2 separate regions of the Homo sapiens genome follow, and region 2 is linked to region 1. The links are chromatin loops, found by intact Hi-C in ENCODE. Cell type or tissue: MCF 10A. All regions are shown on one strand.

Region 1 (8,000 bases):
TTCAAATGCAAAAAAATCCCAATAACCCACTCCAGTATAATTCAGAAGAATGAATTGAGATAATTGATAAAACAATTGTAAAATACTTGCAAAATAGTACTACTATTGTGTATCATTTAGAGATAAACAAAGTATTGACTGGGAGTGGTGGCTCATGCCTGTAATCTCAGCACTTGGGGGGCCGAGGTGGGTGGATCGCTTTAAGGTCAGGAGTTGAGACCAGCCTGGCTAACACGGCAAAACCCCGTCTCTACTAATAATACAAAAAAAGAAAAAAAAAATTAGCCAGGTGTGATGGATGGCACATGCCTGCCCAGCTACTCAGGAGGCTGAGGCATGAGAATCACCTGAACCTGGGAGGCAGAGGTTGCAGTGAACCTAGATTGTGCCACTGCACTCCAGCCTGGGCCACAGAGTAAAACTGTGTCTCAAAAAAAAAAAAAAAAAAAAAAAAAAAAGATGTAGACAAAATATTTAAATATCAATCATATTATTTCATGTAAAACTGTGCCATTGATTCAACTATACTTGGTAGCATGTGGATTTTTAAGAAATATTTTTTAAAATGAAGTAAAATTCCATTTCTTAAATAAGTGACTTTTTTTTAAAAAAAGCTTTTTTCCAAACCTTTCCTTTGGCTCTGAGAGGCTGGACATGTAGATGCATTTTTCTTCTGTTCTGAAGTGGCATCAATAAAAGCCTTCCCATTCTTTATGGCAGCCTTTATCTGTACTGCTTTGCTGGGCCCGAATGATTCCAGTGGGGCTTGTTAGCAGTGGGACTGGTACCCTGAATGGTCTAATGACCTCTTTATTGGTTGAGGCCTATAGGGCAGCAACATAAAACAAATGAAAATGATGAAAAATTGATAAAATTGATAATTTTGCCTTTCTTCTATCATAGAAGCTCGTTGGGGGCCTTACAGCCAGCCACACAGTAAATTGACCACATTTGTAACGCTGATTGTGATCCAATGCATGCATAGTTGGAGTATCCCCAGAAATAAGGAAATAATAAAACTGAACAACTACTGAAACATAATTTAAGAAAGTTTTAACTAAAAAATTAAATTTCATACAAAAGTGATACTTTGTATGTAGACAGAAAAAATAGAATAGCTAATAAGACATATCTACTAAAGTTATTGGACTTCAGAATTAAAGGAAGAATCCTTTGGATAGGCAGACAAAAGTATCACACGACTCAAAGGGTGAAATAGCAGGCAAGCAGACTTCTCCACAGCAACATTTGTTATAAGAGAATGGAACATGGGAAAGAATGTTTAGCTTCACTAATAATTAAAGAAATGTAATATAAGATAAGGCAATAAAATTTTAACCAGATTTGCAGGCTTTAAAAAATTATAATGTGCATCGTAGGTAAGGGTTTGTGGGAAGAGAACTCTGAAACATTGAGAAGGACTATAAATTGTGAAAACCCTTCTGGAAGGCAATACAGTGACAATAAGATTTTTAAAGAATGCTTTAAAAATCTTAAAATTCTTTATCTTTAGTCCAATTATTTCAACTTGTGAGAATTTTAAGGACAGTTATTTACAAAGCCAAAAACTATTTATATACAAGAATTGGGGAGGGGGTAACAGGGAGTAGGTGGGACTACAGGCACGCGCCATCACACCTGGCTTTTTTTTTTTTTTTTTTACATAGCACAATAAAATTAAAACTATAAACACCACAACATTTGCAGTTAAAGGGAAATAATGTTAGCCACCAAAAAAACTTTGTAAGAAATAAGAGGAAGGTAACTAGCATTTATTAAGTACTTATATATTTGACCCTGGGGTAGGCACTCAATTTTCCTTTCATAGATAAGGAAACTGAAGCTCAGAAAAATTAAATAACTTGCCCAAGGACACCCAACTATTCTATGAAGAACTGAAATTCAGGTTTTCATTTGTGATTTGGAAGTATAGACTCTGCCATGCAGAAAGTTTATTAAATATCTTTTTTTTTTTTTTTTTTTTTTTTTTTTGAGACGGAGTCTCACTCTGTTGCCAGGCTGGAGTACAGTGGTGCGATGTCGGCTCACTGCAACCTCCGACTCCCTGGTTCAAGCGATTCTCCTGCCTCAGCCTCCAGAGTAGCTGGGATTACAGGCATGCGCCACCACACCCAGCTAATTTTTGTATTTTTAGTAGAGACAGGGTTTCACCATGTTGGCCGGGAGGGTCTCCATCTCCTGACCTCGTGATCCACCTGCCTCGGCCTCCCAAAGTGCTGGGATTACAGGCATGATATATGACGCCTGGCCTAAATATCACTTTTTTAAACACAAAAATGTTAAAGGAATACTACTCACTGAACTGCTTCTTCAATTTCTTTTTTATGTCATAAAAGAACTTCAGCACTTATAAATTACAAAAGTTTATAATTATTTTGAAAACTAAAGTCGATTCTTGTTATTTCAGGTAGTTATACTCTGTAAGTCACCACAAACTCAGATTTAGTGAACACTGAATCCACTGCTCCTAAAACAAACAAACATGGGGTTAGGTTCAGGTAAGTCTCTGGTCACATTTTTTTTTTTGGTCAATCAAAGTATCACCTTGCTTTACATATGTGTCATGTTTACAGACATCTCATTTAATACCCTCGTGGCCAACAGCACTAAAACTCATGCCTGAACAAAGTTTATCTAGCACATATTTTCTCTGTAAGGCACATCACATTCTTTTTATGCTTAGGAGCACTAGACAGCACTACAATGAGCGGCAATTTTCAGCACAAAATCACCAACAAAAAGCACACAGATACAAAAAAACCTGGCACTAAACGGACTGCAAAAGGACATTTTACATTATGTGAGCTTAAACAAGAAGGCTATCACCTTCTTCAGCCTTAACTGGGAATGTGCATGTCAGGCAATTCAAATTTTTTGCCACTCTGCGTTGTCTGTGAATGATCTCATAAGCACAGCAAGTCTTGATTTTAAGGTTACACGTCAATTTTACTGAGTAGGTGAATTCGCAAATTTGGAATCTGTGAATAATGAGGATCGACTTTTAAAATTTATGGTTAAGAGGCTACCCAATGATAATATACCTGCTTTCAATGAAAATGTTAGATCTGTGGGTGGGGTGGGGAAACGGACAGGAAAATGCTAACAAGCAGGAATCAATGTACCGACTGCCAGTAAATTGTGCCCCCTAGTGGACAAAAGGATAAATAGTCCTAGAATAATAAAACTGGAAATAACAAGGTATGCACTTTATATAAAGCTTTGAGCAGCGGGGAGATGAGGAACTAAATAATTCACATCAAATTTGCCAGAGTGTGCAATTCTCTTTTTTGGTCCAGATGTGTTTTTGTAATATAACATATCATCCTTTTCTGAAGCCTAGTGGAAAAAAGAATTATCCAATTTCAGCACAGTAAAGGCAAATTTAGCATGTTTCTCAAAAAGCCATAGGAATCTAAGCAACAAAGTGTGGACAAATTTTTTAATAAAAATTCACAAAAAACTGAATTTGAATAGTTTTACCTGTGTAGATTCCTATAAAAGAATCCTCTAGGCCGGGCGCGGTGGCTCACGCCTGTAATTCCAGCACCTTGGGAAGCCAAGGCAGGTGCATCACTTCAGGTCAGGAGTTCGAGACCAGCCTGGCCAACAGGGTGAAACCTCGTCCTACTAAAAATACAAAAATTAGCTGGGTGTGGTGGCACGCGCCTATAGTCCCAGCTACTTGGGAGGCCGAGGGAGGAGAATTGCTTGAACCTGGGAGGCAGAGGTTGCAGTGAGCCGAGATCGCCTCACTGCGATCCAGCATGAGCGACAGAGACTCCATCTCAAAACAAACAACAACAAAAAATCCTCTAATTTGAGAAGTCAACTATAAGTTACTGTATATAGTACTATGGCCTCTGGAAACTGTCAACTCTGCCAGACACTATGGCTGGCCACTTATCAAGGCTTTTGCCTTGTCACTCCAATATGTTATTGATCAAAACTATTAGAATATGTGTATTATGTAGGTGTATATTGTATAGAATTTAGAACAAATATAAAATATGTATTTAAGCAAAACTCCATTAGATTTAAGAAAACAATAAAAGAAAAAAAATGCTAACCTGTTTAGCAGTCTTTTCCTTATGAGATTCACTTTCAACGAGCTCATTAGAAACTTAAAGACATTCTTTCATAGTGTCATCAGAATGAGAGGAGGTGTCATCTTCAGTACAACCATTATCAGATTTGATTGGATCAGAACCAAATTTGGCTAATTTGCTTCTTCAAAAGTAATGAGGTCTTGATTATTACCTTGCATTCTTGGCACATTGTCTTTTGCAAGGTCATCTGAATAAGAAATGTGGAACTGGCTTGGTGAATACCAACATTTAATTTCTTCTTTTTGTGTATCATAATTTTGTTTTTACCTGTTTTTTGTTCTTTAGGTAACTTTCTTATTACAACTTTCTTTCATTATTTCATTGCCATTGAGAGGTGCAGAAGATGAACCTCCTTCTAAAATACAGTCATGGCTTTTTTCATCCCCAAATTTTTCCTTCTTAGGTACTGTTTTAAAATGATATAAATTTACATTAGTTTTAATACCTGGGGATGTTTTCATGAGCAATGTAGGTAGTTGTAATTTGTTACTGTCATCATCTATTTGTGTGGTTAGTTGGGTTTTATCTGTTTTTTTCTTCTTCTGTGCCACTAATTTTAAGATTTTTCTCCTCCGGGGGCGTGATATGTGTCCATTTATCCTTATAATGATGTTTGAAGCCTCTACATAGTTTAGATTTCTTAGAAGTAGGCATGACTGGAGGTACATCTATTATAAGATCATCTTCAGATTCTTAAAGATCTGTTTTACTTCTTATTGGTGAAACAGAAGGCCTTTGGCTCTCCAGGGATGTGTGGCGACCTTCACTCACAGGTGTTTTCAAGTGGCAGAAGTGCTGTTGATCAGCCTCATCCTGCTTTGCTTTAGATGCCCCAAGTACCTCCGCAGAATAATTGAGGAAAGGATCATATTCAAGATCAGTCTCTGGACATCTGAGGTCCATCACATACTTTCCAGTCTGTCTTTGTTCTTTGATGGTGCAATTCACTTTTCCTCTGGGAGCAGGCTATTTTCAGGAAAATCTTGCCTCACATTTGTGTCATTCAAGGAGGCCACAGGGCTTTGAGTCAGTTCTTCAAGTGCTAAAGTTCATTTGGAGATCCTCTTCTGCTCTTCTTCAACCTCAGCCTTGACTAACTCATTTTTTCTGTTCTAATTTTTCCATAGTTATGTCTAGGACTGTCAGTAGAAAATAAGTTTTGTTTTATCATTACAATCATGATGAAATGCAGATTCTAGAATACCCTGGAGAAGTAGCTTCCTATCAGAAGGACATTAACCCTTCCAAACCCAGTTTTAAATACAGGAGGTAGTTTGCTAAGTGATCAGTTCTAGATGGAGAGTGAGAAGCCAATGGCTATCACTGTTTAAGTTTTCCAAATGTCTAGCTCATTCCCATGACTGATTAAAATACATTTACACCTTATTACTAAGGTGACTATACATCAGTAGGACAGGCCTTGTTTGTGCTTAATTGTTTGTGTCAAACATGACATACTTTGGATAGAAAATATTCACCTTATTACCAAGCAATGACAATTTGGAAACTTAAAATAACTGAATACCACTTACACAGAACTGTATATAGTCTTCTCCACTGGCACATCTCCTCTGTCCACAAGAAAAATGTATTTAAAGCATTAGTCTTTCCTTCCTTTAGTGAGTCTCAACATTCTAAGGTCCCTGATATCTATAGAATGCTTCAAGCACAAAATAACCCCCAGCCCTTAACAACCATGACAATCTAAGAATTGACAGACAAAACTCTAGCTAGATCTACACTACTGAGGAAACCCAGGAGAGTGACAAGACATAGGCTTGAAGTAACAGCTGTCCACAACACCCTGGCAGCTCCTTCCCTAATTTTTACCAGGATAAATACGACCTCTTCTCTCTTTCCAAGATACACTTTCCTGTATCAATTACAGGATAACTTATACCTTCTCCCAAACAAGAGATTTCAGATCTGAGACGTGGTCCCAATTATATTGTTTTTTATAACTCTGAATTTATTTTAGATAACCTACATGTGTTGTTAACACACACATGCTTCCTTTTCACATAATAAGCTTTTTCCTGGCTCAACAGTCTTTCAACTTACCATTCATTTCCTATTAAGAAATTAACATGATTGAAATCCAAAACAATGTAGTGGAAATGTGACATTTTGATAGATGGGGAAGGAGAGGCGCACGCACAAGAATGAGAATTATCTTAGGATCCAAAGATAAAGGCCTGGATCTAATTTCTCTTTAAATTTAAGGGCAGTAAACTCCAGATAAGCAGGTGGAAGTGCCTTTTGCTTAAGCTGGGTTTTATTTGGTTGCAATGATTTAGTAAGGGCTGTTACATAGTGCTTTGGGGGCACTACTGAAAAGACATGATTATACTTTCCTTCCATGTCACGAACAGTGTTAAGTTTTTCTGTTTCTGTTTTTTAACTTCACCAGAAGCTAGATTTGGAGCGTTAATTTTGAAGTTTGAAGGCATGCTTAGAATCTTTTCTCAGGCTAGAGCTGATTGGCAACAGCTCCTTTGATTGGTAATTATTCCTTGCCTTCACCAGAATTAACAGAGGCCTAACAGCCAGTTTTCTTCCTGTCTTTTCCACCTTTCACAAGAGCACAGGAAGCTCCTTATAGTAATTCCACCTTGGGGATGAGTGACGGAGAGAGGATACCTTGCACCTGTTTCTTAACAAGCAGCAAATCTTATGCACGGCATCCTAGGTACCTTCCTAGGATCCTGCGTTCCCAAGAAATGCCATTTACTGGTCCTCGCAAAGAGCTCACGCGCCCACGCAAGCCCCTCGCCCACGACTTCCTGACCTGGTGACTTTGGCCCTGCCCCCATCTGAGCAGCGCGCTGGTCCACCCACCTGGGGCACCGTGGAGCCCCGCAGGCCCAGCAGTTCTTTCGGTTACTGGGGAGCTGGTGCCCGCTCCTCCTGAGGGATGGAAGAGATGCTCTTGACGCCTGCCCAAGCCAACCACCTTTCCAAACATCTCTGGGACAGCTTCCCTCTACAACCCAGTGTTTCAGGAACTGAGGGACCACCCAAAAGGCCTGCAAAAAACACCGTCAATCAGGACCCCTGTAGCACCCTCACTGTTCGGCATGTTTAGGACGCTCTTGTGGCAGGAGGGAGGAAGAAAGAGGGAATAGGGGCTAGAACTTAAGGCTGCTGCTCCTGGGTGTGTGATGCTGGGAAGACTTACTCCTGGTCACTTTAGATGGACTTGGCTGCTAGTTCTAAGGCGAGTGCTGGTGCTTCTTTCCCGTCACAGCCAGTCCGTAGGAACTGATCCTAGGTTCCTTTGGCAGTAGGGAGGTAGATCAGGAGGACTTGCTTTTCCAGCACCAGTAAGGCTCCTGCTGATCAAAAACAGGATGTAGCAGAGAAAGCTGCCAGAAACCAGAAGACGGCAAGGAAAGCAACCTCTGCTCTCAATGATCATTATTAAAGACACTCCCACCAGAGCCGTGGCAGTTTACAAATGCCATGGCAATGCTTGGAAGTTCCCTTTTATGGTTCCAGGAACTCCCTGCCCCTTTTCTAGAAAATTTAAAATAACCCGCCCCTTGATTAGCATGCAATTAAGAGTGAGTATAAATATAGCAGCAACCCATGCTGTAGCTCCTGCTCTGGGCTCTCCATTTGCATAAAATAATGACACTCCCACCCGTGCCAAGACAGTTTACAAACGCCATGGCAATGGCAGAAAGTTACTTTATCTGGTTCCACAAACTCCCTGCCCCTTTTCCAGAAAGTTTGTGAACAAACTACCCCTTACTTAGCCTGTAATTGTAAGTAGGTATAAATATAGCTAAGCCGGCAGTCCACAAGTGCTGCTCTGCCTGAGGGAGCCCTGCTCTATGGAGCCACCACTTTCGCTGTACAATGTTACTCTTT
Region 2 (8,000 bases), 78 kb before region 1:
ACCACTCTGGGTGGCTATTTTGGAGGTTAAACTTCAGAGGTTAACAAGAGGAGATGGCATCACCTCTCTCCATTTGCAAAGGTTACAGAGAAAGGGCCATCAGACCTTTTGCATAATGCCAAGAAAATGCATGCCTAGCTGCTGGTTCTCACTAGTCTGAGGGTAGTCAGAACCAGGCTGGTGGGACTTAATTCCCAGTAGATGGAAACAGACCCTTCCTCTCACCTCGAACCAAGAGTAAGAGCAGTGTTTCTCAACCTTTAAAAAAAAATGTATTGCTCATCCCCAGTGAGCTGTTTCAGATACGTTTATCCTAGTAGATCCTGCCTCCCGTGAAATTTTAATACCACAGATATGCTCTATATCTGTTTCTGTATTATGGTCCTCTGTAAACAATTGTAGTAATCTGAAATTTTCTCATACACTAAGAACAAATTTTTTTGCCCCATAGGAGTGATTGTGTCCCTACTGAGAATGCATGAATTAGAGGATCTCTATCCTACGTTTTGGAAGGACTTCATATCTGGAATTTAAAAATCAATTTACTATTATTAACTGAAAACACACTATTTCCTCCTTTGTCCAGTGACATAAGACATCTCGAAAGAAGGAAGGGAGGGAGGAAACCAGTGTTAATAGAGCCCCTAACACCTTCCAAGCATTTTCACATCCATTTTCTCACTTATTACTCCTGAGTCTGGAAGATGGATATTTTAATTTTATTTTACAGGTGAACTTGGAGAGATTATGAATTTGCCCAAGGTTGCAAAAGTAAAGTGGCATGTTCCTGTCTCTCTGATTTTAAAACCCATATTGTTTCTATTCAGTGATGTCTTGGTAGCCCAGGCTCCTGTGGGTGATTATGGCCAGGCATCACGTAGTCATAGCGGATACCTTGATGTGATCAGAGCAGGAATAGGCCTGGCCCTGCCACCACAGCTGTATGATTTCTGAAAATCTTGCTAAGGGGAAGGAACCCCTAAATTGCTTTACAATGTATTGCTCAAAATGGTAACAGAAACGGTAAATACTCTCCCATAATCCCATAACCTTGGCAAATCTACTGTTTTGATTTTTATCAGTTTCCTTCCTATCCTTCACCATTGTAGACATAACTTTTAGCATGCCTACATGTACTTGAAGTCTCTTTATTGGGCTTTCATACTTATCCTAGTTATCTATTTTTCCACTGAATGGCTATATCATAATTTATTAAAGCAGTTTCCTATTTTGAGTGTTTAGGTTTCTTCCAATTGTTTGCTGTTATAAATAATGTAATGAATCATTTTGGTAGGGAAAAAAGTATCATATGGGCCACTTGCTTGTGTTTCTTTGATAGCTTATGAGGTGGTATCTTATTCTAGAAGCCAAGGTTACTCTTAAAAGGTGCCCTTTAGCGCTGTCATTGACTCCACCCTTGTATTAGTCTGTACTTGCATTGCTATAAAGAAATACCTGACACTGGGTAATTTGGAAGAAAAGAGGTTTGGCTTTTTACCAAGCCAAACAGTAAAAACAGTAACCATTGGCTCATGGTTCTGCATGCCGTATAGGAAGCATCTGCTTTTGGGGAGGCCTGAGGGAGCTTTTACTCATGGCAGAAGGCAAAGTGGGAGCAGGCACTTTGCATGGTGAAAGCAGGAGCAGAAGAGTGAGGGGGGGCGGTGCTATACACTTTTTTTTTTTTTTTTTTTTTTTACTGTTTCATAATTTATTTATTTTTCCATGGAAATTATTTAACATTTTATTTTCTGACAAAGCTCCTGTTTATTTTATTTTTTATTTTTTATTATACTTTAAGTTTTAGGGTACATGTGCACAACGTGCAGGTTAGTTACATATGTATACACGTGCCATGTTGGTGTGCTGCACCCATTAACTCGTCATTTAACTTTAGGTATATCTCCTAATGCTATCCCTCCCCCCTCCCCCGGCAATTGAACAATGAGAACATATGGAAACAGGAAGGGGAACATCACACACTGGGGCCTGTTATATACTTTCAAATGACCAGATTTCATCAGAACTCACTCGGTATCAGGAGGACAGCACCAAGGGGGATGGTACTAAACCATTCATGGGAAGTCACACTCATCAACCAATCACCTCCCACCAGGCCCCACCTCCAACACTGGGGATTACATTTCAGTATGAGATTTGGGTGGGGACACTAATCCAAACTATATCAGCCATATATAAAAATAATGATTTTTCTGGATTCTCCTAGGACTCCCTCCTCCAAGAGGTCTAAATCTCCTGCCTAAAAGTCAGACCACTCTAAATTTGACCTGGCAACCAATATTTCCAAGCTCGGAAGATGACTTTTATGTTGAAGTGGAGAGAAGGTCTGTGCAAAAAAGTGATCAGCAGAATATTAAAGTTCCAGGCAACTTGACTTCGGTGCTACTTAACAACTTACATCCCAGGGAGCAGTACGTGGTCCGAGCTAGAGTCAACACCAAGGCCCAGGGGGAATGGAGTGAAGATCTCACTGCTTGGACCCTTAGTGACAGTAAGTAATTCATGCTGCTCCAGCCTCATCTGAGCAATAAGGGGCTACCGCCATGCAGACTTAGCTAACATCACTGCAGGACTATTGGAAATTATGAAAGAAAGTTAGTTGTGAGAGAAGGCTAATTAGTGCCCCCCACCTAATCATTTTAATAACTTGCAATATATAACATATATTTGGATTTGCAATAATTCAGGCAGGTCTGTGCTAAAATTTACCTTCCCTTGGTGTGCAGTTGTTTATTTAGTAAATTAGTAACAAGAAGTTTTTCTAGGGCTTGTTGAACCATTTATGGGGTAGTTTTGAAGAATTATCATATATCTACATGTACACAGATGTCAGTTAATTCCAGATGGGTCTTACCTAACCATAAAAACCAAATAACTTTGCTTGAAACCCCTTGAAAACAGGTAATTTTAAAAGTTAAAAGATTTATCTAGGAGTAATAAAATCACTTTTTTTTTCCAAAGTATTTTGCATTTCAGGCTTCTCAATTTCAGATTGGTCATTTAAAATTAATGGGAATTTCTTGGGTTTCTTTGTAGTATTGAAAGTCTATTCATTACTAAACTAAGCAGAGAGTTTTATTTTGATTCACTGAAATTAGAACTGTGTGCATTTGGAACCCTTGGAAAGGTAAACTATTTCTTGGCCACACACAACTACCACTGAAGTCAGGATCATGTGGTCTATGGCCTTACCACCCTGAACACACTGGATCTCATTGATCCTGGAAGCTAAGCAGGGTCAGGCCTGGATGGGAGATTATGTGGTCCCTTGCCACCTCCCAGAGTCTGAGGCTGTCTTTGCAGCTGGTTCTCCACTTCCTCAGGAACAGGTGTGGAAGCTGGCTCAGTGTTTCTTTGGCCACTCTTTTATTGCATCAGTGACTTATGAAAGTCTGAATTGTTTTGTCAGTGTTTAGGAATTCTTCATATATAATGTTTAATTCTGTGAAATTTCCAAGGTGCAGAATCATGCTAACAGTAACACAACGAACAATCACATTCCTCCCATCCAGAATTAACAACTGTTAACATTTTGTCATATTTGCTTTCAGCATTTGTTGTTGACTTATGTAATAACCCACTACAGGTGTATCAGTATCTCCTGCAACTGTTATCCCTATCTATTTCTATTCCCCTCTCCCAAGAGACAACCAAAATTATGAGTTTGTTAAGTATATTTTAATTTAATGTTGTATGTATATATTTTTTGAGACAAGGTCTTGCTCTGTTGCCCAGGCTGGTGAGCAGTGGTGCCATTATGGCTTCTGCAGCCTTGGCTTCCTGGGCCCAAGCAATCCTCCCACCTCAGCCTCCTGAGTAGCTGGGACCACAGGCACACGCCACCACACCTGACTTTTTTTAAAAATTTTTTTGTAGAGATGGGATCTCCCTATGTTGCCCAGGCTGGTCTGGAACTCCTGGGCTCAAGCAATCCTCCCGCCTTCGCCTCCCAAAGTGCTGGAATTACAGGCATGAGCCACTGTGCCAAGCCCAATGTTCTATAATTTTAATATCTCTGAAAGTATACACATGCATACATATCATTCTTCATTTTTTGAATGGACATTATGAATTTTATCGATCCATGTTTATTTAGCTTTGATGCATGTAATTTTAACTTCTGTATAATATTCTATCTTATGAATGTATCTTGTCATTCATCCTCTCCCTTTTAGAGGGAGATGTAGGTTTTTTCATTTTTTACTATCATGAACAAAATGCAATGCCCATTCTTATGCATGTCTCCATGTGCATAGACAGGTGTGAGAGTTTTTCTAGGAACAAGTCCGGTGGTGGAACTCATGGGCTATTTCCCTCTAAAGTGGTTAGTCAGTGTGTACTATGTTCAGGAGTGTATGACAGTGCCATTTTCCTTATACCCATCTCTATGTCTATATCCTTTCCCTATATCACTCGATAGTGTCACACCTTTTTACTTTGCGTATCTCAAAAGCAAAATATGGTGCCTCATTGTTAATTTCAATTTTGATTTCCTTGATAGCTAGCAAAGGTGAGCATCTTTTTATGTTAATTGTCCTCTTTTTTGATATACTTATTGATATACTGGATGTCCTCTTTTTTGATATACTTATTGATATCCTTTGCTCATTTGGAATAGGTTGTCTTTCTTACTGATTTGTAAAAATTATTTGTGTAATCTAAATACTTTGTTATGTGTATTGCAAATATGTTCTCCTAATCCCTTTATTGTAACCTTGTTTGTGGTGGCTTTTAACCCACAGACACTTGACATTTTGATGCAGCTGGACCTGTCAGTATTTGCCTGTGTGATTTATACTTTTTGCATTTTGGAATTATTCCCTATCCCAAGGTCATAAACATATTCTCTGTGTTTTTCCTAGTAGTTCTAGTGTTGTTTTGTGTATTTAGGTCTTTAAGATATAAAAATGTTATTTTGGGGTGCAGTATATTTTAATATTTTTATTTTAATCTTATTTATTCACATATGGCATGTCAGTGGTCCCAATGCCACGTATTGAGTAGTCCCCATGGTGAGTTGTGATGATTTCTGTATCATATGCCAGGTTCTCATATTCATTTTGCATCTATTTCTGGATGTTCTGTTCCCTTCCATTGATCTGTTTGTTCCTGTACCATTTCCAGCATATTAACTATAAACTTGTGAAATGTCAGTAACTATGGGATGAATCACTATTTCCTATTTCAAAATTATCTGAGGTGCTCACTCACCTAAACTACATAAGTTTCATCCTCATTAGAATGATACACTCTCAAAATCACACTATCATTATCATATTTATAGGATTAAACAAAAACTAGTTAATAGTCACTGGGAGTCGACTTGCCTTGGATGATTGTATGAAGTTTGATGGAGGGTCAATGCTGGTGGTGGTAGTAGGGATGTGAGATTGGCAGGGTAGGAGTTGATCCCTATAGGGTCAGGAAATCCGAGGAAGGAGGATGTGAATGAGAACATCTCATTTTTACCTGAAAATATTTGTTAATATGCTGTGTTGTCATTGATCATGTATGTTCATAAGTAAAATTAATACTTCCAGTTATAAAGTTTGTGTTGGTTTCCAGCCTAGCAATTACATCTGGTCCAGGGGTAAGAAGTGGAGTGAATTAGATTTGGCGTATCACCCCAATCATATGTTAAAAATAATATATGTGTGTTATGTTTTCCTGTTGGAAAACATTTACATGGGGAGTATTTGACCCTTACAATGACTTTTTGAGGAAAGTAGAGTAAGAATGATTATCACAGTTAACAGATGAGGAACCTGAGGCACAGAGGAGGGTAAGTGACTTGCCCAAAATTATGGAACTAGTACGGCATGGGGATTAGGATTCTAATCCACATTTTAGTTCTATTTTTCCCCCCACCATGCTACAAATGTCTTGCACTTGTCTCTTTGGATGGGCGACCCACTGCTTCAAAGCAACTATGCTTCTAGAGGTTCTTTAAGTAGTGATATCCCGTTTCTAAATTGTTTAAGGTCTGATTAGTGTTTCCTAAAGCATTTTAGAATCTATTGTAGAGTCACCCAGAGAACCTGCTAAAATGTAGATTGCTGGGTCCAGACCCGCTGAATTTAAATCAAAGGTTTATTGAGCTATCCCTAAGAATGACTCCTTTCAGGCATAAAATGGTAAGTTGGTAGATGCAAATTTATGATTTTTAGTTGGCACAAAAATTATATTCATTATTTTTCTAACAAGCTTCTAAAAGACACTGCTGCTTTTTGTGACAGGCTTAGAAGACCACTGGTTTATGAAGTTGAATTTTTTGAGCCACAACTATACAAATATTAACTATGTGATCATAGTAATCTGAAAATGTTGGTATTTCTATTACTCCTTCAATCTCATGTGGGAAGAAAGGCTATTGTATATTTTTATAAAAATATACAAAAGACTTGGTACTGGATGTAAAGAAAGTTAAGACATACTGTTGATTAATTGTGATTTTTGGATACTGTACCATCTGCTAGACATAGAACATAACAATCAGATTTGGAAGGTTCTAAATCCAATACCTAATTCTCATAAATTGCCACAGTCCCCTAAAGAGTAACAAGGGGGAGTCAACATAATGAAAAGAAGAAATTTAAAATAGAAAGGATGTACCTTGAGATACTTCTCAAAGGTTCTAAATTGTTTATAAGCAGTAACTTTCATGTGGAAAAACAATGGTGTATGGAATGAAACAGCCTATGTCTACTATTCGCCTACTGGGACAAGTACAAACCCCTTAAACTTTTGAAGTCTCAGTTTTCTCATCTCTAAAATGTGGATCATAAAAAATCTCAGTACTGTGTGGTTATACAAGTCAAGAGAGTGTCTGCATGTGGAAGCACATTGTAAATAGCCTCATAAATGTAAGGTACAGTTACTATTAAGGACAAGAGCTCGAATCCATTCTTTTCCTGGATCAAATAGGCTTAGCCTTTATTGGATCACGAACTTCCCTTCTAGCCTGTGCCCTTTAGAGTTTGAGTGAGAATGTAGTGATGCTGCGGTGCCTGTCATCTTCACATGTGGAAAACCTCAAGGCATCTCTTTCTCATCCTGCCCGTGTCCCTGAATGGAATGTGATTCCACTTTTCCCCAAATCCCTATAATACTTTGTCTACTAAAAGTTATTAGCACATTTTCTCATGTATACACTGACCTGCCTGCTGCTCCATAAATTGAGGGCAAGGACTGACCACATGACACTAAGACTATGGACTACAGAGCCAGACTGCCAGGAGTTGAATCTTGTTTCTTCTACTTAACAGTAGTGTCACCATGGCTAAGTCACTTAATCTCTCCAGACCTCAGCACTTACAGAAAGATTGCTATGAAGAGGAAGTGAGTTAATATATACAAGAGACTAGATCAATGCCTGCCATATTGTAAGCACTATATAAATGCCAGCCCTCAGAAGCTTTCCATTCTTCCCAGCATCAAGAATAGTAAGTACAGGTTTGTGGAATAACAGAATTTCTAAGGCCTTCATTTAGTGTCAAGATGACAGATAGATGATATGTGTTGCCATTTCTCTGTCTGTGCCACTCTTTCAAGTCTGCGTGGAGTCCAGTAGCCACTACCAATTGATTGGGGTACCATATGAGAAAACATTTGTTTGCCTTATATGAGCTGACATGAACTCTATCTCAAAAGCATAATGATCTAGGCCATGGTAGTATATCTTAAGTGAATCTTTTTTCTTTTTAATTTCTAGTTCTTCCTCCTCAACCAGAAAACATCAAGATTTCCAACATTACACACTCCTCAGCTGTGATTTCTTGGACAATATTGGATGGCTATTCTATTTCTTCTATTACTATCCGTTACAAGGTTCAAGGCAAGAATGAAGACCAGCACGTTGATGTGAAGATAAAGAATGCCACCATCACTCAGTATCAGCTCAAGGGCCTAGAGCCTGAAACAGCATACCAGGTGGACATTTTTGCAGAGAACAACATAGGGTCAAGCAACCCAGCCTTTTC

What was found. Peaks named below come from ENCODE experiments on the same cell type or tissue, not always from the same donor. Only the 100,000 strongest peaks of a DNase experiment are listed, where the experiment ranks them.
Region 2: it touches region 1 in a loop (13-fold over the local background); 2 of 110 quality-filtered maps call a loop at or near these places.

What each region holds. Positions count from the first base shown.
Region 1 is chr9:27,273,463-27,281,462 of GRCh38, forward strand. It overlaps the pseudogene REXO6P. Among named protein-coding and RNA genes, the nearest start is that of EQTN, 20 kb to the right of the region's middle. RefSeq lists an enhancer at 6,443-6,944. In MCF 10A, a CTCF peak has its summit at 3,165 (motif pointing left); a DNase peak (open chromatin) is centred at 3,149.
Region 2 is chr9:27,195,088-27,203,087 of GRCh38, forward strand. It overlaps TEK (TEK receptor tyrosine kinase), which reads left to right. Exons shown (of 23, transcript NM_000459.5): 12 at 2,228-2,512; 13 at 7,733-8,000. It also overlaps the pseudogene RNA5SP280. Among named protein-coding and RNA genes, the nearest start is that of TEK, 90 kb to the left of the region's middle. In MCF 10A, no CTCF peak of the experiment used is centred here; DNase peaks (open chromatin) are centred at 1,484 and 3,314.